Linked DNA regions of Homo sapiens: region 2 is linked to region 1. Evidence: chromatin loops called from intact Hi-C (ENCODE). Cell type or tissue: dorsolateral prefrontal cortex. All regions are shown on one strand.

Region 1 (2,500 bases):
CTTTGTCAAAACTTATTTCCTTATTACTAGATTATTGTGGAATTTCGGTTTTCCCATAACTCAAAGGTTCTAGCACAACATATTTAGATGTTTCATTATTTTCCCTGGAATGTGGGAAATCCCTTTTAGTCTTCACATTCGGGTCTTTTTTCCTACACAGAAGTTTCGTCCTCTTTGTCTTTGGTTATCGTGTCTGTAGCCACTCTGGTTTCTCTGTAGAAGCACTGCTCTTCCCAGCCGGTAGGAAGGCTCATCTTCTTCTTTACACCTCCATGTCACCTTCCTCTGCCTTGTGGGAGAACCTCCCACATTTTCCTCAATTTTCCTGACCCAAATTTTTCTAATTTTAGTTTTAGTTTCCTTGCAGCCCCCTCATCTCCCTTTTTGATCTTATCTTGGACTTTTAGAATTCTGTTCTCTTTATTTTTAGTGTGACTTCCCTTTCCTTTATTCTGCACCATTTGACCCTCACAGTTCCGCACCTCAGGAAGGAGAATGCCTCCCACACCTGATACCTGGCCACAGACAAAGGGTGAGAGTCACCTTTGACTCTGTGTTCTGACTTTTTAGGTGCTACTGAGCTCTTCTCCGGTGTAAATCTGGAAGACAGTCTAACCCATGTGCATCTGGCATGGATCGTCTGGGCTGAGTTGACATTTTTTTTTCTACCTTCTTAAGAATTTTTCTTTGACATTCTATGTAAATTAGTACACATGGAAAATTACAATCTTCCTTAACACCCATTTAGCAAAGGTTTGACTTTCCAAATCTGTGGCTGGTGTGAGCCCAGCATTTCTGAGGGAAGAATAGTACAGTGGGGAAGAGAAAAACCTTTTCCTTCTGCGTTCTCATGGCTGGGGCTGCCCTGTTCCCTACAGGGAAGAAACTGGGCAAGACCTTGTCTGGTTTCACCAGTGCCATCTGTGTTGCAGTTAGAGATTTTCAACATTCATTTCTAATGGCATTGTGACTTTTCATCATTTCTGTGTGTCTCTTTAGACATGATAACACAAAGTTAGTAAAGGTCTCCCTCTGCCGGCCAGGCACCACTGCTTGCTGGAGACCTCTGTCTGGAGAGTCCACACTCGATGTGGTGTATGGTGTGCTGTTTGTGAGCAAGTAAATGTTTTATTTTCCCTTCCAGCAGCAAAAGTGTGACTACAAACCTTATAGAGCAAAAGAATGTCCCTTTGTCCAAAGCGTCGCTGCCTCGCAAGGTGCCTACCTTGTCCCCAGAAAGCTGCTAGAACGCCTTCAAGATTGCCCTGTTGGTGGTGATGCTTCACCCTCGTACACCGACTTGATTTTTAGAAAATAACTAAAATGTATTTGGGGCCAGGCACAGTGGTTCATGCTTGTCATCCCAGCACTTTGGGAGGCCAAGGCAGGTGGATCACTTGAGGCCAGGAGTTCAAGACCAGCCTGGGTAACATGGTGAAACCCCGTCTCTACTAAAAATACAAAAATTAGCCGGGCATGGTAGCAGGCACCTGTAATCCCAGCTATTTGGTAGGCGGAGGCATGAGAATCACTTGAACCCAGGAGGCGGAGGTTGCAGTGAGCTGAGATCACACCACTGCACTCCAGCCTGGGCAACAGAGCGAGACTCCGTCTAAAAAACATAAAAAATCAAGTGTATTTGGCACCAGGTATAGTCACTGATGCAACTCATGGACTTAGGAAATGTTGACTAGAGATGAGATGTTGCTATGCGGGTCATGAGGCAACATCAAGCTCTCAGGGCAAGTCGGCACAAGGGGCCCAAAAGCTTTATGATAAATGGCAACAGGATTAGAAGAGGCAAAGAACTGCCCAAAATGTGAGAATCACGGCTTCCTTACATAGAGGTGGAGCCCTTATGGATGCATGTATGTAAAAAGAAATCTTATTATATAATCTTTATAAATTCCATTAATAGTGTTTATTGTTTTGGGTTTTTAAAAATATTTCACACTGTATTTCATCACCATAACATCTCTAAGGGTGCCACCAGGCTTTAAAAATTCATATTACACAAATGAAGAAACTGAGGGTTGAAGCACCGTATAGAATTAATTGTAGAACCAAGGCTTTCTCAGGCCTCTGAGGTGAGCCACATTCTGCCCCTCAACCCAGGGATGAGCCACGAGGCAGAGTGGGTCCACATTTAACTGTCCTAATTTTTAGTACAATTATATTTTTCCTCAGTGCAACAGCCTCATATTACAAACTAAGAGAAGGGAGGAAAGGAGGGAGGGAGGGAGGGAGAGGAAAGGAAGGAGGGAGGGAGGGGAGGGGAGGGAGGGAGGGAAAAAAGAGATGATCTAGCACTCACTTTATGTAACTGGTCATTTTACTTGGGGCTCTGTATTAGTCAGTTCTCACACTGCTAATAAACACATACTTGAGGCTGGGCACGGTGGTCCATGCCTGTAGTCCCAGCACTTTGGGAGGCCGAGGCTGGCAGATTACTTGAGGTCAGGAACTTGAGACCAGCCTGGCCAACATGGTGAAACCCCAT
Region 2 (2,500 bases), 91 kb before region 1:
AGCCCAGGATCCTGCACAGCCCCTTGGCTCTGCTGTGGCCTCTCATCGGGCCCCTTGGCATTCCAGGTGGCCCTGCCATCCCACAGACATCCTCCAGGAAGCCAAGGATGGGAAGGATTCTGAGGTCTGTTTGGCAGAGGTCACATGGATACGTTATGGGAGAGGAGTGGTGTTCTGGCACCCCATGGCTTGAAGGTTTCCATTGTTTTCTCTGTTGATATAAAGACTGGTTTTCAGACAGAGGCAATAAGGGAAGAAACAATAAGTGAGAAGGTGAAAGAGGTCAGTGTTAGACGTAAAAATGCCACTTCTTCTGCAAGGTTTTCTTGAACTCCCAGGTTCGAATTCCCACCACCTTCAGCCATGGCGTGCGCGGCTCTGTCTGTACACTCAGTGTACAGTAAACATTTGTCTACAGGTCTTTCCCGTAACTTGTGATATCCCACACAGCTTAGGATGGTGGCATATTTATTATTTTATCACCAATTCCCAGTACAGGTGCTAGGTTCATTTTAGGCATTTGGTTGAACTTTATCATTTATTTATTTTCCCATTATAAAAATAATACAGAATATAGTAAAAAATAGGAAAAAAAGCCTTTTTAAAATAGCATCAATAGACCCAGTATCTAAAATTACTATTAATATTTTAGTATGTTTTCTAAATCTATTTCCAAGAATAGATGTATTTTTTTAGTTACAATTATTAGTTTTACATCCCAACCTTTTGATACAATTAGCATTGTATACAATTAAATACTTATTGTTAACATAATTTTCATAGTTACATAGTATTTCATTGAGTCGATCTACCAAAATGCAATTAACCATTTTCCAGCTAGACCAGCTGGACCATGTATAATATTCCCTGTTATCACTGATGCTGTGAAGCACCTTTGGGTCTAAGATGTTCCTTGAGTGGAATTACTGAGTCAAAAACTAGGAACACTTTTTTATATACACTTTTGATGTATATTTGCGAATTGTCGTCCGTATGCCTCATCATTCATCCTGATTCCATGCTCACCAGCATCAGGTGAATATGCAATTCGTTTTAAAGAGAACTTGCTAAGGCTATGATTTTTTAAAAAGATCTCTGCTAATATAATTTAATTGCATAGCTATTTAAATCAGCATATATTTAATTATATTCTATAGTTAATTAAATTCACATATATTTAATAGTAAATTGATTTTCTGTAAAGTAATACCAGTGATATCTTTCTTGTGATTTTATTCTTGCTCCATTTATCTTTTAATGTCTTGGTGTGTAAATAACCAAAAAGCTCCCTGAAGGGGAAAGACAGCGGAAATCGGAAATCACCTCTGAGTCCTTCACGGTCCAGCCAGGAGCTAGTCTCAGGCGTAGCGGAGCCCCTGATGCCCATGCCAGAGGCAGCGACTTCTGAGCTGGGTTCTGTGATTCCCCTGCTCATCCTCTAGGAGGCACTAATGAGCAGCAGTGAGCTGAGGAAGACGAAGAGCCAGAGGACTCCAAAACCTGGAAGATCTGAGTAACCTACAGACGGGATAACGAGCCCCTGTAGGCTGCAGAGAGGTTGGCTGCTGGTCACACCACCCTGGAGAAGAGCACGGTTCCAAGATCAGCCACCCAGGGAACCTGGGAGGGAAGCAGACACTGTCTGAGAAGGGAGGGGATTGATGACTTCACTGAACCCTGAAACTGATCTCATCTGCTCCAAATACCTGGGATGATCCGGGAGACTTAGCCAGGAACATCTGAATGATGTTTCATGGGTAGCATTTTACTCTTGCTAGAAGCCGGAGGCCACTCGTATTAGGACTGTATACAAAAAGGCCCAGAAACTTAACAAGAAAAAAATAGATTTTTTCATCACCTTAGAAAGATATTGAAAATTCATTCACTTCTTTGCAGTCAGAGGGTGACTTCTGGCAGCTGACAAGTCTCGGATCTAACTGCAATATAAAAAGATTTGTGGAGTGAGAGAGTGCCTCCCACTGCTTTCTACCAGTCAATAAATTTGTCAGTCCTCTGAAAGCTTTCAGAGAGAAAACGTTCACAATATTTGTGTTTTGGTTCAGACCTGCTCCTATAAAGGCCCCGTGGCCCAGCCTTGTTACTTTCAGCTGCAAGAGGCAGCAGCTGAGCCCAGTGCAGGGGCTCTGAGTCACCTGGGGAACTTGCCGCCCCCAGACAGCCGGGCCCCTGTGCAGAGTGTGTGACTCAGTATGTCTGGGGTGGGGCCTGAGAGTCTGCATTTCTAACGAATCCCCAGGTGCTGCTGAGTGGCTGGGCCCAGAGTGGCCTTGGAGAAGCCCTGGCATGATTGCTTGTGCCATCAGGCTGCCTAGTTCTGCCCCTTATGGGCAGGGCGACCTTGGGTCAGGGCTGGCTTCTCCAAGCCTGCATCTCAGTTCCATAAAGTCAGAACAGCACCTTCCTTTCCTAGGTGTTCTGACGAGGGGAGTCTTCAGAGTGTGGGCTCTGGAGTCGGACAGCCTGGGTCCAAACCCTGGCT

What was found. A loop is a pair of places that touch in the nucleus more often than their neighbours do. Peaks named below come from ENCODE experiments on the same cell type or tissue, not always from the same donor. Only the 100,000 strongest peaks of a DNase experiment are listed, where the experiment ranks them.
Region 2: it touches region 1 in a loop (4-fold over the local background); 4 of 110 quality-filtered maps call a loop at or near these places.

What each region holds. Positions count from the first base shown.
Region 1 is chr7:154,788,583-154,791,082 of GRCh38, forward strand. The region is part of intron 10 of DPP6 (dipeptidyl peptidase like 6); the gene reads left to right. Among named protein-coding and RNA genes, the nearest start is that of PAXIP1-AS2, 140 kb to the right of the region's middle. In dorsolateral prefrontal cortex, CTCF peaks have their summits at 1,033 (motif pointing left) and 1,235; a DNase peak (open chromatin) is centred at 1,039; H3K27ac peaks cover 2,266 bases.
Region 2 is chr7:154,697,443-154,699,942 of GRCh38, forward strand. The region is part of intron 7 of DPP6 (dipeptidyl peptidase like 6); the gene reads left to right. Among named protein-coding and RNA genes, the nearest start is that of PAXIP1-AS2, 230 kb to the right of the region's middle. In dorsolateral prefrontal cortex, a CTCF peak has its summit at 1,426 (motif pointing right); a DNase peak (open chromatin) is centred at 2,156.